Regions from separate parts of the Mus musculus genome. Here region 2 is linked to region 1. The links are chromatin loops, found by intact Hi-C in ENCODE. Cell type or tissue: heart. All regions are shown on one strand. Links, peaks and the distances in the headings refer to the core of each region. The heading gives the core; the rest is flanking DNA.

Region 1 (11,796 bases), core at 2,331-10,330:
GGTCATTACAATGGTATTTCCCACAAAGACCCCCAGGCTGCATTCTTTGCTTCCCTTTGTCTATCAGTTGCTAGGAATTTTACTTTGCAGGAAACAAGAGACCCTAGCATGGACAGTACCCATGAGCCTAGTGAGAGCAGACCAATATCAGACTTTTTATCTTTATAAGCTAATCCGTCAGCCTTCAGGTTACATGGATGCTGACAGAAAGCATGAGAGCCTTGAATTAGAGATTTGATAAAGCAGTTTTCAAGGCACAACAAATGGTATATGCTTCATAGTCTTGCTTCAAGTTTTCCCCAAGTCTCATTCAGTGTACCAGATGCACACAGTAGGGTTCACCACAGCTCAGCAACCCAAAACTTAAGAAACCTGAATCTTGTATTATGAGATATAAGAATGCTTTCCAAGCCTTGGGGAAAGATAACTATCTCTATTCTGTGAGACTTTCTTGTATATAAGCAGCTTAAAAATAGTAACACTCAAGAGTTACACAAATCTGAGCAATCTGTGGAGACTCATTTGTCAGCACACATGGTTCCGGTCTCCACCTGTGGGGCAGACTAACAGTAGCAAATAGAAATCAGGTTATCAGTGGACTTCCTAGCAGTTACAGTATATGCAGACTCTCACATGACATTAAACAATCCGTAAGTCAAGGAAGTCCACAGTAAAAGAAGCTTGCAAGGAAGCAATGAGATTTTACCACCAGCACCACCCTTTACAGTCAGCAGCAACACAGGAAAACTAACAAGGAAGTTCTACTCATAGATTTAGGCCAGATAATCTACAGCTGTTAAAAACCATTCCTTCATAGTCTCAAATAAGCCTGGACTTAGTCTAAAACATAAGCTCTCTACATTATACCAAAATAGTTTGGAGACTATGGGGAAAGGGGCTGGGGAGATGGTTAAGTGGGTAGGAGAACTTGCTATAAAAAGAGAAGACATTGATTCAACTTCCCAGCATTCACATAAAAGCTACATATGGCCATAAATGCTTATCACCCTTTGTTTGGAGATGGGTTTCAGTAGCCAATCAGCCAGCCTAGACAAAACAGCAATCTCTGGGCTCAGCGACTCATCCAGCCAATAAGGTTGAAACTGATAGAGGAAGACACTTAAGGCATTCGCTGACTTCTAAATATATGTATATGTGTATGCATAACTACACACATATACCACACACAAGTGTGTGGGACAATAATCTGATTCTGTAAGCATTTTTAATTGTAAACTTGTTTTGGAATTAAAAAGCAGATAAAATTCAGCTATTTTATTCCACAAGTATTTGGATTGTTTTGTTTTGTTTGTCTTGCCAGCTTTCAGGAGCAGCTCTAGGGCCCCGGACCCTAAAGTATAGTAATAAGTAGGAGAACAAGGGCCTGCCCTTAGAGAACTTACATGGTAATGAAGAAAATATAAATGAAATAGTTTGCAAAAGTAATTATTTTAAATACTCATACAAAATGAAAGAAGTTAAGGAGATTACACAAAACAACGTTGGCAGGTGTACATAGACTATTTTAGCAAAAGGGATATTTCAACTCATATCTGGGTGGTCTTTCTTGACATTCTAACTATCCTCTTGACAATAAAAAAAAGCAAAAGCATCTTAATTTTAGGTTTGGTCAGACATATTCTGGGCGATATGACTATAGACATATTTTTAATTTTAGTATAAAACTTCCCAGCATTTAAGCAGAGAGTTATAATTTCACCACCATCCCCAATTATTAACTGCTTAGTTTCAGATTAACTGCTTAGTTTCAGATACCAAGCATAAATTTCTTTCTCAAGGGCATTAAAGTCAAGCTTTTACAATTTATTGTTTGAAAAGGCAAGATGATTGAGTTATTTGAAAAGAGTGACCTCTTGATTTATTTTAGCAATGTGCTTTGACCGGATGGCCTAGAGACTCAGTGGGCCAAGAAAGAAGAAAGCATAGTGTCTTGGGCTAATTTGTCTTTCTAGAGCAAAGGAGCTGATTGGGCATGATATAAAGAAACGGAATATATTTGTCACCATTTTGTAGCATAGCCTGGGCAGTCATAGATCAAGACATATGCAAGATTGTACCTTGAAGTCTATTTCAGAGAGAAATATGTCCTAGACAGCAGTAGTGAACATAAGGCCAAACCCACTTGAACAAGCTCGAACACCTCTCAACACTACTGGATTGGGAATTAAATTTCTAGCACGTGAATTTTGTGGACACATTTAAAGCACAGCATGTAGTATTCAGAATGTGTACCTGGATACCTGCATGTGTGTTGGATCTTAGAATGCTAACTCAAAACTGAAAATACCAGTGAGCATACAACTTTGGTTGTAGGGAAGAGAAATGCAGGAAGTGAGTAGAGTGCTGTGGGAAATGAACATCTGGAACCCCAGATTCAAGATTGGTGAGTGTCAAAGATGTGTTACAACTGTAAGGTCCTGTTGTCTGATAGTTCTGGTCAGTATATGATTGACAGTGCAAGAAGAGGCCAGTAGTATCTTAAAATAACACCCCTTCCTGGTTAGGCAAAATTGTGACCAAGCATCATTTTGGAGGCCACCTTAGTAAGAATCAGCCAGAAGGAATGAGATCCCAAGGGCACTCATTAAGGGAGGAAAAGAGAGTTGCCATTGCATGAACAGCATAGGCCCAGGGGATGCTTGGGAAGGTTGAGAGATACTCCCCTAGTGTCCCACATTGAAGCAAGAGACAAGGGTTATTTAAGGTTTTGGTTTTTTTGGGGTTTTTTTTTTGGTATGTATATGTGTGTGGTATGCATACATGTATATATACATATTCAAATATGTGTGAGTACACACATATGTATAGGTGAGTGTGGGTGCATGCATGTGCAGATGTAAGCCAGAGGCTGGTGCCAGGTGTCTTCCTAGATTGCTCTCTAGTTATTGAAGCAGGGTCTCTCACTGAACTCCAGTTCACCAATCAGCTATACTAGCTAGCTAGGCTAGATTGTCTCAGGACCTGCCTCTCAAGTGTTGGAATTACAGGTGGCCACCACCCTTGCTGTCTTTTCTGTGGGTTCCACAGATCCATACTCTGGTCTTCATGCTGTCAAGGAAAGCATTTACCCACTGAGCTATCTTTCTAACTCCAGAGATAAGGTTTAGGGCAGGGTATATTGTCTTTTAAAACAAGCAGCCTTCTGAGAGTGAATTAGCTCCAATATAAAGATAATTTTGGACTAAAACCCAAGATCCAAACTGTTTTGTGGAGATGCAATACTTCTGCAAAAAAAAAAAAATTCTTAAACGAGAAAATGTAGGGCTGGGGATGTAGTTGACTCATAGAGTATTTGCCTAGCACGTATAAGTTCCTGATTTCCACACCAAGTACCACAAAAATAATGGTAATCTATAAGGATAAATTCTACAACCATCAGAAGGATCCTAATGACTTTTAAAACACACTCCTATGGCAGACTAAACTGTTTTTCTCTGCTATAATCAGAAAATTTCCTTGTTAAGTGTCTAAGAATTATTTACAAGTATTATTTGTAAAGCATAAATATACAGCATTACTTTGGAATTCATATCCAAAGGTATGATCTTGTGGATTTAGCTTATGGTCTTTGTGTTGTTACTTTGGTTTTTATTATTATTATTAATTTAAACAATTGTTTAGGACTTAACAAAAACCCTTTTGTTCTTAAGTATTTTATCCTTTCCTTGAGATTCAATCTAAGTGTCCATTGCTTCACAAACATTTTATCCTTTCATTCTATCAGGATTGATAAGAGTGTGGCTCCTTATATTAAAAGGGGGGAGGGAAATTGAAAGGACTTTGTACTTGAAATGTAATCTAGGGTTTAGAAATTCATTTACAAAACGTCTGGCTCTAAGAACAGTAAACTTTCAATGTGACAAAGCTGTACTATGGTGGAGCTAAACTTATTGTTAAAATATATGAATGTTAGCAGTCGAAACTATGAAACAATTACATTGCATTGTGGGGGGAAATGATTTTAATGCCTGATTTATCATCTTTATGGTAAAACTTGATCAGTTGTCTCTTGTTAAGCAGCTACTTTAGCTTGTCATTGTTTAAGTTAACAGGAGCACTTGATCCAAGGCACAGATCCAAACAGTTCTGCCGACTCGCAATCACTATACTTTCCATTCCAAATTCCTCCAAGTTACTCTGTATTTTAAATGGATGCAAATATTTAGTTTTGTAACTTCAGTCATTTTCTTCATTGGAAAAGAGACCAGGAAATCACTCACCCCTGGAGCGCTGGGCAAAGGACACTAGAGGATGATAGGAATGCTGGTGACTTCCCTGAAGGGCGCTTTGTTGTGCTTGAACCACTGCCAGTTAACCTCCCCCCACAACATAAACTACCAAAACATCAGGAGTTCAAAGAGGGGCGCTCAGGTCCTGCTTCCCGCCCCTGACTATCAGCATCCAGAAGCAATTCTTTGCATGGGTGCTTCTTCCTCCTGATCCTGAGTGGCAGTTCCTTTATGCACATTAGCCCCCTGGGGCGATGAACTCCAAAACCTCTATTTTCTATCCCTGGCTCTACCCTGTTCTCACAAAACCCTAGTTAGCCACTGTGCTACACAGCCTTTCTTGGATTGTAGGCTATCAAAAGAAAACAAAACAAAACACCAGACCCTACAACAATATGATGGATATGGTAATGAGGGTCTTTAGGGTAGTGGGCAAATTCCAAGGTCCTTTAGAGCTGAGACTTGGAGACCCATTTTCTCCTTTATCATTGAGACTTCGTATTCTCATCAGCAGAATCTTGCTTACAATAGCACAAATGATCATTTGCCTGAATAAAGATCTTGTGTGTGTGTGTGTGTGTGTGTGTGTGCTCAGCTATAAAAGAGAAGTCTGTCAAAATTGCAAAATGAAAATCAAGATGAGTTTTTCCTTAATCAGGCAAAATCTCCTGCTTAGTGACTGAAAGAAGAAGAAGAAGAAGAAGAAGAAGAAGAAGAAGAAGAAGAAGAAGAAGAAGAAGAAGAAGAAGAGAGAAGAAAGAAAGAAAGAAAGAAAGAAAGGAAGGAAGGAAGGAAGGAAGGAAGGAAGGAAGAAAAGGAGAAAAAAGAGCGAGGGGGAGAAAGAAAAGGAAAGAAGAAAGAAGGAAAGAAAGACAGTGAAAACAAAAGCAAAAGAGACAGCCTCTGAGCTACTTTGGAGCTTTTTTGATTCACTTCCTTGTTATCTTTGTGAAGACATTATTCTGTTACATAGAAGTTATTTATCCGGATGATTGTAGTACAGTTTCTCCTCTACCAAACTTTCGTTATCTACAAGAAAACACTGATCCATTTCTAGAAAAATACTTGTGATGCTAAATCACAGATTGGAAAGGGAAAGCTACTGGGAAGAAAAAAATGGAAAAGCATTGTAATCATACAATCATCTTCTTTATATGTCACAATGGAGAGCACTGACTACTAGTGTGCCTTTAAATGCTGCATGTGCAAACATATTCTCTCTTGTGCATACATGTTCCCTCTCACAAGCAGTCCATATTTACATATATGAGTGATAATTATTAATATCCAAAATAAAAAGGCACTATAGTTCTTGCTCCTTCAAGGCAATGACTTTGAAAACAAATACCCTCCAAGAAATAGAAGATAGAATTAATTTCTGTGCGGGAATTAAGATGATGATAAAAGTATGAGACTCCTCATTTGGTTGAAATTTTCTGTAAATATAAGAGTTCTGGTTAATTTAATTTTCTGGTTAACTGAACCTCAAATACGAAACCTTTTTTTTTTTTTTTTAATCTTCACTGAAATGTGTCTAAAATGCCTGACTCCACTCACTTTTACTTATGTAGCTTAAAATCAAGTACTGGGTGGCTCTTAGTAATTCCAAATGTTACTTTTCCTTTCAGATCACTGATATATTTTTCCCATTTCATCACAAGGAGAGAAATCAGAGCTTGGCTTGAATGTATAACTATGTCCATGTTCATTTTCACATTAATCATACAATCATCTTCTTTATATGTCCCAAATGCCCGAGGAAAGTAGAAAAAAATTGTAATGAATAAAATGGTTCATTTTTTGGACAAAATAAAGGCAAGGTTAAGCTTTTCAATGTTTGTATATTAAAGGAAATTATTAAAATTTTCTTCTCTATATAATGTTAAGTATTTGATAACATATATTAATATACTTCTAATCAATTTTGTTATCACATATTAAAGACTAATATCTCTAAATATGATTAAAGAGCAAATATGGATATATATATATATACACACATTATACATAATATATGTATTATTGAGTGAGTGTTAGTGTTTGGGTTTTCTTGTGGAATATAATGGCAGCTGAATAGCCCCAGATGTCTCCAGTGTAGTTACAAGTCTATCTTGGGATCTCCATTCCAAATTCTCACAGATGCCTAGCCTATGCTAACTTGAGCTAGCAAAGTCTATCACCATACTGAATTAAACTATTATCAAGAGAAGGAGATCTCTAGACATACATGAGGCTTCTTAACTTTTGGAAATTATTTTTATGGAAAAAATTCCTGCCAATGCAAGGTAGGGGAATGACCTTGAAAATGTCAGCTAAGATCAATGCCAGCTGTTGACTGAGGCTTATATTATCATTCTCTCTCTGTGTGTGTCTCTCTCTGTGTCTCTCTCTCTGTCTGTCTCTCTCTCTCTTTCACGTGTGTGCACGTGCACACACACACACACACAAACGTTTTTGGAGGGTGTACATATTACCATCATGAAAAATGTTGCTCCTACATTAGGAACTTTGGTATATGAGTGTATAGTACATTTGGACTCTAGGCTCTATTAGTTATAAATTAACTTTAAAAGACTAGTAGTTAAGCATTGGTCAATCACCTCTTGTTCACCAGGAGCCATTAAAGAATTTCTCATGCTAAGGGATCATCATTTACCCTTAGGACAGACATCTGGAGCTTATCAAGAAGAAGGTGCTTCAAGCATGAGAAAATTTAGGAGAAAAACCCAAGGCTGGATTATTTCCATGAGCCCATTAACTGATATCCCCTGAGTACTCCAGTTTTTACATAACTACCTTGTCATCTATGTATTCCACTCAGTGAGCAATGGCTTGTGACCTCCCAGTCAGCAAGTTCAGAGGAGAAATATATGTTATAGTTAATGTTTACTAGAAGACATGTAAATATTTGAAAACACAAGAGTTACAAGCACATGTGAGTTCTATTTTATTTTATGAAATACTGAAAGTCCACTTGTCCACCCCATTAATTATAACATGCTCCCCACCCTGACCTATATACAATTCCTCCTGACATAAATTAGAACAAGGTGCTCAGAATGGAAGCAGCCTATACTCCAACTGGGTTACAAAATATAAATGTAACCTGACATTTTTCTAAGACTTGAGGAAGTTTATGAATTTAAAAAGGGGGCTTAAAGACTCACCACAGTTAAGCCCTACAGTAACTCCTGAAATATCCAAAGTAAATAGAACTAAGGGGGCCTAGGGGACACTAAAACCTTGTTATAAAAGAAGAAATACTCCTTAGTATTTTCTTTTACAGAAAATAGCACATGTGCATCCAACCAGCATTAAGAAGAATGAATAGTAAACTTTGAGGCTGCCCTCTAGAGATCTAAGAGAGGCATGAATGAGCCATGTAAAACAGTTCTTTAGCTACATGTGAATGATTGAGTTTAGCTTGCCCATTCATCTTGAATGTTAAAGGCAAAACAGAGAATGGTTAACTTTTTAATAGCACTTTGCTGTGCATGAATGCACTGTGCACTCATTCATCACAGTTCCCCCAAAGCAAGTCACCTATAGAAGGGGTAACCACTAAGATGTAGTATTCCATAGAATAATCCTTCTGGTCATTTTCCTGTACATTTCAACCACAAAGATGGGATCATACTTTCCACTTTGTTTAGTTAGTTGTTAGTTTAAATATAATTTATTGGGTGATTTTTCATGTTCAAAGACTCTTCTGACTTCTCACTAAGTACCTTTTAGAACAACTGAAGTAGTACAACCACTTAACAAACCAAATAGACCGGATAAGCCAAAGACTTCATAAAAAGAAAGTGAGCAACCCACCCAGTACAACATATACTGACAATGGAAAACAGTTTTTAGTGGCAAATAATCTTACTCTTTTATATAAAGCAGAAATCCAAAAAGATACGCACTGTAACTACGATTATTCCATTTCATAGGATGTAGAATGAGGACACAGGTCTTAAAAGACCTTTTTGGGTGGGGGAGCATTAGAATATGGGCTATGGAATGCTGCACTGCACAAACTGGCTCGTGTCTTCTGAGGAAGCCTGTGTTGGTTGGTTAAGATGTTGATGACCATCTCACAAAAGACTAGGATCAAGTGACTTGGTATCACTATTCCTAGCTCTTGCTTTATGCTGCCCTCTTGTGAATACCATGTCCATAAAGTCTTCAGATGACCCATTTACACTCTAGAGCAGTGATTCTCAACCTTCTAAGGCTATGGCCCTTTAATACAGTTCCTCATGTTCTGGTGACATTTGACCATAAAATTATTTTCATTGCTACCTCATAAGTTTGCTACGGTTATGAATGTAAACATATATGTCTTCCAGGAGTCCTCCAACTAAGTAACCCACTAAGGAGTCGTGACCCACAGGTCAATAAATACCCAGAAGATGGTCAGGGGAGCAGCCTAATGCCAGAATGTGTGGCTTTCCTTGGAAGAAAAAGCTAGTGACACTTAGTTCCAATTCTGCCTTTTCACCCCAGCAGTGGTGAGCGAATTGTACATAAAGATGCAAAGCAACAGATAAAAATCTCTACAGCAGGTCAACTTTCTAAAATGGCAACCCAGAGATGTTCTCCCTTACCTCTGAAACCTGAGACTATTACAAGATAGTCAGAAGTATGTCATGTTGGAGTGTACAGGTGGTATCAGAAAGGGAAGTGGTTCAGATAGGCCCAGCCTGATCACATGGACAATTTCAAAGCCATGTGTTTTCTGTCATTGAAAGAATAAAAGTTCAGAGAGATGTTTTATGGGCAAATGACTCAGTGTGCTGTTGCTGAAAAAGCAGAAACAGACAAGAGGTGTAGACGGCCTGCAGGATCCCAACCAACAGTTATGAAGTAGCTCAACCTTAGAATATTAGGAAAGTGAATGCAGTCCATAACTATGACCCTGGCAGAAGATTCATCCCCAGGGCCTCCAGAGAAGAACATAGTTTGACTCAAAGCTGAATTTCAGCCTGGTAAGACAATCAATGACCAAAGAACATAGCCAGAGTACCTTACAGAGCCCCGAGCTTTAAAAATATGGGTGATGACTTTAAATTGTATGCATGTGTTAACTTGTTATATGCTAATAGTAAACTAATACATCTTCATCTTTTTATTCTGGCAACATTTGCCTCCTAGGTAAGTCTCATATTCTGACCAGTGACAATTCATTCAAAGAAAAAAATCTATTGGGGGGGGGGGGTCTTTGATTTATTTCCTAACCCTTGGAAAATTTACAACTAATCTTTTCATACAAGTTCTAGTTTTTCTTAAGTCACCTTGTACTTAAAAATTAATTTTTCCAGAGCTCTTTCCCACTTAATGTAGAAAGTGCATAGCATATTCAGCTCATATATCCATAGGCTGCATTCAACTATCTAATGCATCCTTGGGACTTTATTTTCTATAGTTTCAACATTCATTCTTCCTGCCCCAAATTTCCATTCTTCTCCATTCTGTATAATGGACTGGCCAAGGATTACATAAGAGGATAGGAAGTTTGAATGGTGAATGCCATGAATTAATTTTCCTGAATTTTCTGTTGGAAAAAATAGAAGCAGAGATGAGTAATATACTATGCTGCAGAGAGAAGAGCATTAGATACAAATCTGACTGAATTTAAAACTTTTCAAGTAACTTCTCATTTCTGTTATCTTTTCCAGAGCTCATTCTACTCACCTCAAAAAGAATGAATAAAATAGTACCATGTAATGCACAAAACTAGAAAAAAATGTTAAAAGCCAATGTCAGACAATATCATAAACAAATGCTGAAATATTTCCAGTTTAAGAGAGCCTCTTTCACAAAATATTTTCAATTTTTCTGAGGAAAAAGCTGCTCAAGTCCGTCTTCTGTAATTGAGAGCAAAGGTTCTCGAAGGTAGCTCTGCCATTTAGAGTGTTTTAAGATGTGGAAAAAATCATATGATGTTAGAATATTGTATTCTTTCCTGTGCTCGAGAACAAAGAAAGGGAGTCATAGACTTAGGGAGACAATTTACATTTGCCAGATATGCTAGGCTTTCTACAAACTTAAATAATGGTAAAGCTTGTGATAGCAGGGTGCATGCTTAATTCATCTTGAATATTTGTCTATGGGTGAGGCTGGAAAATTGTATTCTCAGTAGATACTATTAAAATGTAAAGTTTTTACTGAAAAACATTCTATCTTTTCCTGAAATTTCTTACTGACATTCTGAGAGAATATTTGTAAGTTTTCATCCAATCGTAAATCTTAATAATTCTCTGACCGAACCAAGAGGTATGTGGGAGGTTGTTTTGTGGGGATGCTGAGAAATACTCTTTAAAAATATTTATCTTCTTCAACTTTGGACTTGTGCTGAAATCTAAAAGTAACTCCAAAAGTGCAATATAAAATGGCCAGTATATTTCCTATAGCTTTCTTCCTTTTGTATTTCTGGCTCATTGTTCAAGAAGCATTGCCAGCATCCTGATGGTTGGTTTATTCAGGAGTCCTCTTATAAACTACTAAGATATAGGAGACTTCTTACTGGAAAAGTTTTTCTTTTTCTGTAAATGATTTGTCATTAAAATAACAATGGATACACTCATTAGTTGAAGAGGAAAGAAATCACCTCTCTGGAACTGTATCCAATGCAGATATGGTTGGTATAAAAGAAGCCTTGTTGACAGTTTTTTTAAAATATTGACTTAATGAATAACTTTGCTGTTAACATGCAGGAGCCAGAAGCAATGAAAAATTCCCATGCCTTTAAAATCCACAACCTTGGCACACTTCATAATGGACAAAGTTCAAGATATTCATGGCTTTCTTGACTTAAAAATAAAAAAAAAAACTGAAAAATAAATAAAATCACACAAAGTAGCATTATTACATTCTGAATACTCTTTTCAAAAGTTACTATTAGCTGATTTTTCATAATTTCCTTAAAAAGTTGACTTAAAATGTGGTCTTTCAAGAGCTCAGCCCTTCAAAATAAAGCAGCACTACTGCTTTCCCTTGTACCCTGGCTTGAGGAATTTAACATGCTTCACAACAATGTGCTGATTAGTGAGGTGCCTTTCCAAGTCAGTGCCTAGAGCAGGAGTCTGCAAACTAGTCAACAGGGGACCTATGTGCCAAAGCCAATCCTCCGTTTGTTTCCTGTGGCCCACAAGGAGATTCTCACGTTTTTAAATGTGGGATTTTTTTTTTTTTTTTGTGACTCACGAAAATTACACAGGCTTAAAAATTTCAGTGTCCACAAATAAAACTTCTCTGGGGACACAGTGGTTATGTAGTTTATGGCTGAATTAAGGAATCCGACAGACTTGAAGGCCCCAAATATTTCTTATCTGGCTCATTGTGAGCAAGGGTACTGAAGCCAGCCTGGATTCATGTGACTTGAGAACGGTGCAAACAGCTTCACACTTTGTTCACGAATGCTCCAAGGTTGCCTATAGATCTCGTAAATGACATGACCTTGCTTTGAACACTATTCTTGTCAAACACACACACAAAGACACATTCACATTTGCATACACCTGCACAATTTACTAAGCATTTGGAATAAGAAAGAAAG
Region 2 (11,796 bases), core at 2,271-10,270, 110 kb after region 1:
CTATTTTCACATATTTAAGTTGAATTATATGTCGATATTTGACAAATAGTGAGGACCACAGAAAATGGCAGTTTTGAAAAAGTTAAATCTTAAGATTTGGCCAAAAATTGAAAAGTGAAGACTAACATATATTTTGTTGAAAGAGAAACTAAAATAAATGTGTGGGGGAACAAGTTATTGTAGTGAACTAATTCAAAAGGTATTACTTCTGGTAATTCAAAATCTCCAACATTATGGTCTCAATAGTTTCAGACGTAAGGACTGTTTATGTATGTATATATGTATGTATGTATGTATGTATGTATGTATGTATGTATGTATTTCACTAAAAGCTGCCATTGTCCAATTTTTATGTGATGGATTGAGATTATATGGGACAATTGCAATAACCAAAATTGTAGGTCTGTGATATGAGCTAAACAGAAGGTAGTGTAGCATTCCAGTCATTTTATTTTATTTTATTTTATTTGGAAGGCACAGAACAGCAGGCCAGTTGGGCCCTTTCTTGTTCATCCATCCATCTATCTATCTATCTATCTATCTATCTATCTATCTATCTATCCATCTATCCATCTATCTATCTATCTATCTATCTATCTATCTATCTATCTATCTAATTAACTAAAAACAACAAAAACACCTGGTGACTTGAAAAGTTCCTAGAAATGGAGGGAAATTATTCCTGTGAAGGCAGCCAGAGGCAGTTAGCAAATTCTGACCACCATCATAGTTGTCACCCATTGAAATTGAAACTCAGTCCAAATTTGTACAAGTGGATTCACTTACATTCTGCAGCCTTCACATGCTCTGTGTTAGCTCGCCCTGGGTCCTTCTTCTAAAGCCTGTACATTTTTGGATGGCATGACATTTTGGAAGTTGTAATCCCCTTGTGACAAGTTATAAGAGCCAGTTAAAACTTCCTTATTTTCTTCTAACAAAGTGTAACCAGCTTTAATTGCAATGACGATTTTAATTCACAAGACAAACTTCAGGAAAGGAAGTAAAAAAGTCAGAAAGTCTGGAGAAGGTTGGAGGAGGGAGCATGGGTAAGATGTGGAGAGAGTGAAAGACAGCAGATTCTTCTGTTTTAAATGAGACAGCTCAATTTAACAGCCTTGAATTTATGGGTCTAAGTGTTTGGGAAGATTATGTGTCTGGGTCCTCTGGGGAAAGAAGCTACCTGGCGGTCCAATATTCACAGTCAATTGTTATTACAGGTGGAGGGATGCGTTGCTGGCAATGAAAGAACTTGTTAGGACAGGAATTCAGATAATGGCTGCTTCACTGATAGGCAGGTCAGGATGGAGCCAAGGTCCTTTCTACTAATGGGGTTTAGGAGCGCCTGGAGCTAGTCTGGTGCAATACTCTGTGATTTAGCATAATGCAAATTTTTGTTATTTTTCTTTTTATCGAAATGTGTGACTAGTTTTATATCTCTCCCGCCTTTATTTTTCCCAGAGGATTTTACAAAAATATGAAAAAATTAGTGGTTTTTGTATTTCTACAAAATATAGTAATATCATGGTAATATCATGCCAGCATACTTTAAGCAGATCCAAAATTATGTAATGTATAAGACGTGTGTGTGTGTGTGTGTGTGTGTGTGTGTGTGTGTTATTGGGCAGCACTTTTGTCCTTACAAGAAAAGCTCATGTACAAAGAACTAACACAGACAACAAATGCATATGCTCTTTAGGCTAATTCCTGAGAAAAGGCAGCTGCTGTATCATTCTGCTTGCAATCAGGCTAGATGTTTGAGACACACATATACGGAATCACTTTTTACATACATCTTATTCCTTTAGTTATGACACACTGAATTTTCTTCATATTCATATTGATCTTTCACCCCTTTAAATTAAGTATAATTAAAATCGCCCATGTGCATCCCTAAACTATTAGAAACTCAGGGAAATCCAGGAAAATAAAATAATATTTGACCCAGCATACTTACAGCAGTTAAGCACAGGTGGCAATTTATGGTACAAACTTCCAGAGTTGTCTTTATGCAAACATAGCATATATATTTTAAAATGGAATAAATCTATATGTAGTGCTCTATAATTATTTTATTAGCATTCTTAGTTTGACTGTAATGCAATATTCCATTATACAGAAAAGCCACATAATCTACTTAGGTTGGCATTTTGATCATTTACAGTTTTTTATTCTAATATAAAACATCATTATTATCAGCCTTAATTTATTCTCACATTAGCTGAGCTAGCACATATTTTCATAGGGTACATTTCTAGAAGTAGAATTAATTATTATATGATATGTCTTTAAGGTCATAACATTACTTTCCTTTAAACTTCTATTTACCATCCCACAAACAATGTGAGTCTACTTTAATAATTTTCAGCCAGATCATCCTTTACATTGGAGAAGAGATGTCTCTCTTTTTATCTTTTATTACTCCTCCTGTTTTTATTTCTCATACTATGATAAACTTTGATTCTGGCATTCCACATACAGTCTCTGATCACATTAGTATAATGCATGAGGAGCATAAAGACTCCATATTACAGTCTTCCTTTGCCATTTTACACAATCCACCTAAATATCATGGAATGTTTCAACATACTGACTTCCATTCTACCCTTCTTAGATGCTTTTCACATCTGGAAGTAACACAAATTCTTGTGTCAGACTATGCTTCTTTGCTCTAAAAATATTGTCACTATAACTGTGTGAGACAGAAACCAGCCATGTCCAGTCTTCAGACAGATTGCTGAAGTCATTAAGTAATGCTTCCTATTTTTGAATGTTCAGTGATGGTAGGTACCTCCTCCACACCCCACTTCATCTTTCCCAGCCCCAGATTCATAGCAGTGGGAAGACAAGAGTGTATCATTGGCTGTGCAGTAGAGCTTGTTAGGGCCCTTCCTTCCTTACAAAACTGATGTTGTATTAATGGGATCTTTTCATGGTGCTCTAAGAAGCCATGTAAGCTGTGGTCTTTTTTGTTAAGGAATGCAATGTCCATTTAATGAAACCCCTTTCTGTATTGGTTTAAGTAAAAATGCTTCCAAGTAGCTTTTTAGTTAGGGGAAGATCTTCAGAAAACTCACACTTGCCCCAGAACATTTAGATGCATTTTAATGACCATGACCCTTTTTCATTTGTTTTAAGACAAGGTCTGGCTAGAAGTCATCATATAGACCAACCTTGCCTTGAACTTCTGCCACAGCATCTCTTGGTGTTTTCTTTTGTTTGTTTCAAGCCCTCGGAATATTTGGGCCTTTATAGGGACTATTAAAGTTTAACATAGCACTGCAATATTTATAAGCTAATAAAACATGTTGAGGCATACAAGATCCAAAACATAATTAAAACAGTCAAAGTAGATGGAACCTCTATACAGAAGTTATATTATGGATTCATGAATACCCAAATATCTCAGCTTTTGGAAAGAAAGAAAAGCAACAAATGAATAGATAAGGAACATCTATATATAGATGAGTCAAAGGAGTAAAATGTGATATGCACAGTCTGAAGATTTGCACAAATTAAATGTTGAAAGGGAATCTCAAAGGAGTTACAGTGGCATGTTCATATGATTGTACCCTGCTTTAATGAATTTGAAAATAATATAACATAAGTATTTTCAAATAGGGATGGCTTTTCTCCTTGCAAGTGATGTTTGACAATGTCTAGAACAATTTTCGCTACCATAGCCTGAGTATGCATGTTGTGAAGTTGGCATCACATCTGGCACATACAGGCTAGGGATGCTGCTGTACAATATGCAGGACAACTTTATACACTAAAGAATAATTAGATATAAGTGTCAATAATGTCAATGTGGAGACACTCTGAGCTGATGAACTTCTAATTCAATATTTTTTAATTCAAAATTTGAGTAATTATTTTAAACATTATTATCAGGCATGACCACATGAGATCTTAACAAGATTGAAGTCTCCCTTAGCTTAATGATAGATAGATGTCTTCATTTTCAGAGCAAGGAATTTCTATAAGAGGTGCAATACCTTGGGAGTATTTCAATTTTCAACAAGGTCTCAAAGGAAGCAGAGGCTGCTGTATTGTCAGAATGTACCTCAGTGGTTCTCTGATTATCTTTTCCCTATCAAATTCATTGCCACCTTCATCGTCACCTGAGAACTCACTGAAAGTGGAAGTGGTGGGGTCCAGTTCTAGACCTGAGAAATCAGAAAGGATCTGATTATGTCCCCAGGTGGTGCTGACATCATAGATAAGTTCAAAACCATTGCTTTAGCTAAAGAGTTATGGGAAGGAATGCAAAGGGACAGATAGCAAGGGTTTCTTAAAGAAGTCCTAAGTTTGAATCACTCAAGAATATGAAGATAAGGTCACTGAGGTATCTTATTGACCAAAGGCACTTTCTGTCAAACCTGAGGACCTGAGCTCAATTCCTGAGAGCTACATGATAGAAGAGAACTGACTTTCACAAGTTGTACTCCCACTTCCCCATGCAGTATTGTAACCCTCTCCCATCAACAAAATAAATAGATGTAGTATAAAGGAATTAAAGAACAGCAAGCTTCCCTAAGCTTGACAGATTAAATGTTTGTGCTAGGAATTTTTGCTTTTTATCTTGATTCTGGTATTGGCAATGATGTCATAAATCTATAAAGTTCAAGACCAGTAGTTAAAACCATGCAAAGATTTCTAGATCTAAATGTTTCCATTTGTCAGATTTCAGACCCGGGGTGATTGAATGCCTGCTTTTAAAATATTTTCAGCACAGCCAGTCTTTTGGTTATAAAGAGAACAGTAGCTCAGTTTAGTTACCTGCGAACTCACCTCAGTGTCAAGCTTTGAAAATGCATCCTTGTGCAAGGTCATCCTTTGTGCACCTTGGAAACATGATGGAAAGAGTGTAGAAAAGCACACATTTGTGCAAATCTGGCTAGGCATTTAGAGCACTTGGAATTTTACACCCTGGTAAATGTCCCTTTAACAAGCTCCAAAGCAAGATGCTTCTCCATTACTTTTTGAAACATCTATTCTTAAAGAAAATTTAAAACACAGTGGAAGAGTAAGAGGAAGCCTTCTTTTGTGCTCCTTAATAGGATCCTAAATAACCCTGGAAGCAACGTATCTTCCTGGAGGCACAGTTGAAAGCTGAGCACAGATTGAAGCTAGACAAGAGAGGGCATTAACGCCTCTGTTTCAGACAGAGCCCCGTGTTACATTTGTCTGCTGAGCCTGGAGATCAAGACATCTCCTAGCACCTTAGCATCCACGTCAATAAGTTTATGAGAAGTAACATAGATTCAGCCTCTATTTGCACATGATGTATTTTTGTTAATCAAGTCTGGAACATCCTACCACACATTTTTTTTCAATTGAATTAGTAGTGTTGCTAATTTAATTGTATCTCATGCTTACAGACAGAACGAATAAAAGTAGGCTGCATGTAAAATACCAATAGCTTCCTTTGATAATACTCCAAACATAATGAAAAAAGAATGAAAAATGAAGCAATGTCTAGTCAGGCTTGAAAAATATTTTATATTCAAGGAGTCTGCCAAAATGTTAACATAAGGGAACAATATCATCAGACAAAAGGAGAAAAATAACTACTAAAGCAATTAGTGACAATATGTAGAATGCCTAGCTTGTTTTAAAAATTATACCACTAACATATGATAATTTCAAAAAGTGTTTACTGTTCTAATTTTATTTAAATCAAGACATGATACTCTGCTTTGTATACTGTAATCTTGCCACTTAAAAAATAATTTAATTAGCATGGATTATAAACCAATGTTTTCTCAAAAATCAAGTTGGGTAATAAAGGGTTCCTTGTGCTAAATAGGATATTTCCTATACAAGTTTTTTGCATGAGACTAATTTTTTTTTAAATAATTAGCACAGCTCTCTCTAGTGTGAATTAAAGATTAATTAATACAATGTCATATGCACAGCTGAGGAATAACATACAAATATAAATTAGTGAACTGATTTCCTCCACCAAACTGGTTTTGAAAGCAGCAAAAATTACACTTAATGTTTGAAAGATGTCCCATCATCCCAAACACTAGGTTCATGAGCTCCCAGCCTTCAATGGGAAAATTAACATTTACCTTATTTTACTAGTTTATGTGTACATAAATTTCATCAGAAAAAAACTTTCTGGGATGAATGGGAAACATTTCATAGAAAGGGACAAGAACAAAGAGAAGCAAGGCAGCCAGACAGCCAGCACCAAGCCTATCTTGGAATTCAATTTTGTAGACAGAATCTAATCCCCCAGCACCTCTAACGACACAAAGACCTCCCTCTTAGAACCACAGAAGCTGCTCCTCTGCAGAAATGTATTTTTTCCTATTCTTTTTTACTTTTTGAGGATTATGTGTTCGGGTCGAGGACGTAAACAAAGTGAGTGGGGGGGGGGGGGGGCGGGCGGGGGAGAGTTTTGTTGAATTCGTGGCGACATCGAGAATCAATGAAGGTATAATGGTGCCCTCTGCTGGGAAGTATAAGTAATGCCGTCTGGTAAATTTTCATCTGGAACTGGAGTAATTACTCTGGTTGGGGTGGGATGGGGTATTCCCAAGGATGTTTCTGGAACAAAACGTCCCTACAAGTACTCTACAAAAAAGTAGTTGCAAAAACCCCAAACCACATGAAATTAGCTTGATTTTGAGTTGACACTGGAATCTGAAACCAGCTGTATTTCATCCTAGAACATTAGTGCTATAAACCCTTCATCAAACCTGGAGACAATTATTTTCTCACTATCTGGACAAGACCACATTTCCAGTGCCTGAATTTTTCCAGGGAAAAATTTGCCTTTTGTACAGTACCATTCTCTCCAACTTGCATAAATAAGCCTTGCTGAAGAATGCCCCCAAGTGACACTCCTTTCTCATTAAAAAAAGAAATCACATAAGAAATTTGTCACAGAAAGCACACATCACACTGACATTCCTATTCTCCCTTGAAATGCTTGGTAGTAAGTTTTTAAAACGTGATTTGAGCCTATTCAGGATAATTGTGCTATTTCGTTGAAGGCACCATTTCGTCTTCCAATTGCCTCAGTGCTGGGTATACAACAGAATTCTTAACTACTTGTAAGGTAAAGTGGCTAAGTTCCAGTAAAATGAGGGCTGTGGACACACAATGCATGCTGATCAAACTTCAGTTAAAAAGCTGACTGTTGGTTGGGCAATCTTCAATGGTGTCCACTAACTTATAAGGGAACCACTTATTTAAATAAAAGAACTAAATAAAAAAGAACCAAAAGTTCTGAAGGCATTTAAAAAAGACAAAGAATTAAACCATATCTTCTGTGTTTTGTAACTTAGTTAAAATACCAAACCATGATTACAGAGGCCAAGACTAGGCCTCTGGTTGATTAGCTGAATGTCTAAGCAGTGTATTCATTTTTTATTCATGTGAGAGGTAAACTTCTAGATGTTACCCCTGCGGAAATTGCACAGGGCACCATGAAGGGCCTTGAACTCCATTTTATACTTTGTTATCACTATTTGGAATTACCATTTTTATAAAAAAAGACACTATATTTCAATTTTTTCTAGGTTCTATAAGTTATATAATGTCTTCTACATATACTGATTGTACATGTTGCTTATGAGTGCCGAATAAAATGGTGTTCATACAGTAATGTATGTAGTTTGGTACCTATACCTGAGAACTTGGAAAATGTATGTCCAAGCAACAATATAGTAAAGAGACCTACATGTGCTGTAGTTCAGAAAATAATGGCACGATCTTTTCCTTCTGGAAAATTCCTTACATGGATCATATATGGAGTGTCACTTGAGCTGAGATTTTCAGAAATATTCTTTTATGCTTATTGCTCTATAGAACAATGGAAAGGCAAGTAAAATACATAGCTGGGTTTCTCGTTTTGCCATCTGGTTCACCTTGTGCTTTCACTGTTCTCATCAGTCCTGTTAGGTGACGTTGACTATGCCATCACGATTTCAGTGCTTCCTTAATTCACAAACATGGCTCTTCATACACAACAGCTTAAGTATTGAATTGTACACTGTATTTCTACTATGTTACGGATCCTAAAGAAAAAAAATGCTAGCACTTTAAAAATCAGAAGCAATCATGAATTCATGTGCCTGCTGCGAGCTGCATCTAAGCTGTCATGTGAAATCATGACAAGGCTTCATTGGATCACCTCATTTTCTAAGGAGGTCATTCCATTATGTTACAGCCTCACCGTGCTTAAACAATGGCTGTGAACTCCAAATCCATAGTGTTACATAAACAAGTCAGGGAACATTTCCCGGAAATGTGAGTCATTCACTTCTGAATACAGAAATAAAAAATAACCACATTTTTTTCTCTCTCACTTAAGGATAACTTCACTGAGACACTGGAGGTGGCAAAGTTCCATCAATAAATCCAGCTGTGTCTGTATTTGAGCCCCAAAAATCTCAAACATGGGAACCAGGCTGCAGCTAATCAAAAGCTCCAATTCTTTGTATCCACAAGTCAAGAACACATTTATCCATTTTCAGAATGTCTTACCAAGAAAACATTCATTCCTCTGGGGATTTGGGTTTTATGGAAACAAAACAAGACAAAATAATGTTATACTCACAAAGGGAAATTTTGCAAGTATCTAATATTTAAAAAATAATTTAGGTGCTGGAGAGTTGGCACAGGTATTACCAGATCTTTTGGCTATTGCAAAGGGCTGGAGTTTGATTGCCAGTATTCACACAGAAGCTTAGCACCTCAGGCACAGGAGAAGCACGTGGTGTACACGCAGATGTGCATGCGGTAATGGAGATGTACATGCAGACAAAATACTCATACATATAAATTAATAAAATTAATTTAAAATATATAGTCTATGTAAAATGGTTCATATATAAATCATAGTGAATTTTTAGAAAAATTATTCATTTAGGTGTGTGTAGTGTGTTTCTACATGAGGATATATGCATGTGTATAAAGACGTGCAAGCATGCGACTTTGCACACCACTTTGTATACAGAGAACAGAGAGCATCAGCTTCCCCAGAGGTGCAGTTACAGGATGTTACTGGACGCTTCACTTGTGGAGTGAATACTGAGACCTAAACTCTGATTCTCATGATTTCTAAACAAGTGCTGGTAACTTCTGAGCCATGGTCTCAGCATAAAAATAATGCAGTTTTAAAAAATATGTGCTTTATTAAATATGAGCTGTGCCATCCTTACTGTCTATGTGCGTAGAAAACCAACTGTTGCAAAAAAAGAAATAGTATAGCCAATAGCAGAGTGCCCAAATATGTCTCTAATTCCGTACTGTCTCATGTTTTCTTTTAATATGTCCTATGTTTCATTCTTAATGAAGCAAGTAAAGGGTTTAAAATCCAGTCTGGATTTTTCTTTGTGTATACATTTGTGTGTATGCATGAATTGTGTGTGTGTGTGTGTGTGTGTGTGTGTGTGTGTGTGAACATGCACTTCAAGTATGTGTGCATGTGTGAGTTGGAAGCTGAGGCTGGATGTCTTCCTTAAAAATGGTCTACCTTATTTTTGAGACAGGGTCTCTCACTGAATCTGAAGCTTTCTGATTCAGCTAGACTGTCTGTCTAGCAAACACCAAGGTTACTACTGTCTGTCTTTCTGCTTAGCACTAGGACAGGACTACAGAAACACATTGCCATACCCAACTTCTACATGGGTTCTTGGGATCCAACTAAGATGATCAACAAGCATTTTACCCTATTGAGCTATCTCTCCAATCCTCTGGTATATATTGATACACTTCTTATTATGGCTAAAGCTGTATAAGCAAGACAAATAACAAATTATAAGTTCTGAGAATTTTATTTCAGCCTAGTACTAAGACAGATTTATCACTAGATCAGAACCAGTAAGTTGATACCATCCAAATAATGACTGAGAAGCATTGACATTCTCTACAAAGAATATTTTAGCATTAAAAAAAAAAGACATCTCTGAAGAAGCCAACAATATAATAGCGTACAAGGGCAACGCCAGCAAATGTTAATCCAAATTGTGCACTCATAGCAGAATTAAAGCAGAAAAGGTGCTGTTTCCAATTGTGTGGCTTTATGATTCTGGATAAGAGTAAAGGTGAGTGATTTTAAGTAGGGAGTATGAAATTAATCAGCTGTTTCTTTCACTGAGAAAAAGAGGAACGGTGTAATAGCTACATCTCACTAAAAATTACAGCCAAGTCTTATTGAATTGAACCACTGTCTGGCAGAATTTTTAAGAGATAAATAAAATTGTGAGCAGCAATTGGCTTCACAAAAAGATGGCATAACAGAATCAGGTCCAAGAACAGCAGGACTGACCTTTGCCCTCCTTCTCCCTGTTCTGAACTGCAACGGACTCACATGTTTTTAAGTTGAGCTTTCTGGTCCTTGTAACCACCATGCTTCGACACTTTGGCAATGTGCTGACCCACATTTTTGGTGGCCAAACTGTGGTTAGTGTGGGCAGGAGAGCCAGGAACTGCTGACTAATCCATTTCTGAAACTTGTGGTTACACAGGAACCAGTGGGCAATGGTTGGATTCATCTGCTTTGCCCAGAGCGCACGATGAAGTGGGACTGGAAAGTGATGCAATTAGCCAGAGTTACCCAGCTACTCTTTGATCCCAGTGGAATGCTCTGAAGAACTAAAGTAAAGAACCAAGTCTGCAGGAGAATGTCTGTTTATGTAACGCCTGTTAAGTGGCACAAGGAAAAGCCACGCGGTTTCCATTTCATCTTTAGGATTTCTAAACTCTGCCCTTTGAATTATCAAGGACTACCTCATCAAGGACGTCTGTCAATGCAACATGAAAGAAAATTGGCCTTAACTGCCAAGTTAAAGGGGATTTTGCAATTTCTCTCCAGGCTCCAAAGGGCATTGTCTTTCTAATACCTAAAGCAGTGAATCTTAAACTGGTCCCTGGATCATCAGTCCCAGAAGAAGGGAGGAGGGAAATGGATAGAAATGCAGACTCTCCGGCTCCAACCCAGGCCCGGGGAATCAGAGCTCTGTGATTTGGCGCAGAAATTTAACAAGTTTCCCATGTGATAGTCTTGCTTGCTCAACTTGAGGAACAGTGGTGTAAAGAGTCTGTGTCGAGGTGATTCTAGGACAATGAGAAGCATTGGCCTCCTCTGGGAAATATGTGTCACCAGAAATACTCCAACTTTGTATTTTGAACATGAACTCATATCAGGTTACTTTAGCTGAAGGAAGTATGTGCTCTGTTTCTTCAAATTCCATTACTGGACTTATTCAGATTTGAATTTCAGAAAGCTTTTCTAAAACTTAAGGTACAACATATAAAATTTTTATTGGATTTATATTTATATTCATTTATATTATTAGTGTTTCTGAAGTCATCCTTTGTTTATTCGTTTATTCATTTATTCATTTCTGGGTAAATGAGATGTTTATTAGCACCTCATGATAACTGTTTTCGCCTTCATAGTGCCAAAGGATTTTAGAGGTAGGATGGGTCTTCTAATTCTTCACCATTTTTTACCATTAAAGAAATGCCAATGAGAAGACAGTATGTAAAAGAGCTTACAAAAACATTCTCAGGAGTTAGGTGGGAGAAGGCTTGCTAATCTCTGAATTCCTCGACTTGAATCTGTAAGTGGAGGCCATAACTCACATATCTCTTCTCTTCTCCAGTTTCACATATTTCTTCTCTTCTCCAGTAACCCAGTTTTTGGAACAATGTTGGCCCCGTTCATAAATGATATGAAATCAAATGTGAGTTCCTTTTCCTTTGCTCCTAGAAAAGTGGATAGGGTATTTTTTTCCTAGCTGTCCATAAGGGATGGATGAAAATGAAAATTTA

The links. A loop is a pair of places that touch in the nucleus more often than their neighbours do. Peaks named below come from ENCODE experiments on the same cell type or tissue, not always from the same donor. Only the 100,000 strongest peaks of a DNase experiment are listed, where the experiment ranks them.
Region 2: it touches region 1 in a loop (2.3-fold over the local background); 2 of 42 quality-filtered maps call a loop at or near these places.

Annotation. Positions count from the first base shown.
Region 1 is chrX:169,898,933-169,910,728 of GRCm38, reverse strand. The region is part of intron 1 of Mid1 (midline 1); the gene reads right to left. Among named protein-coding and RNA genes, the nearest start is that of Mid1, 25 kb to the right of the region's middle. In heart, for the core only: no CTCF peak of the experiment used is centred there; no DNase peak of the experiment used is centred there.
Region 2 is chrX:169,793,788-169,805,583 of GRCm38, reverse strand. It overlaps a transcript of Mid1 not described here. Among named protein-coding and RNA genes, the nearest start is that of Mid1, 80 kb to the left of the region's middle. In heart, for the core only: CTCF peaks have their summits at 6,285 and 6,490 (motif pointing left); no DNase peak of the experiment used is centred there; H3K4me3 peaks cover 494 bases; H3K27ac peaks cover 509 bases.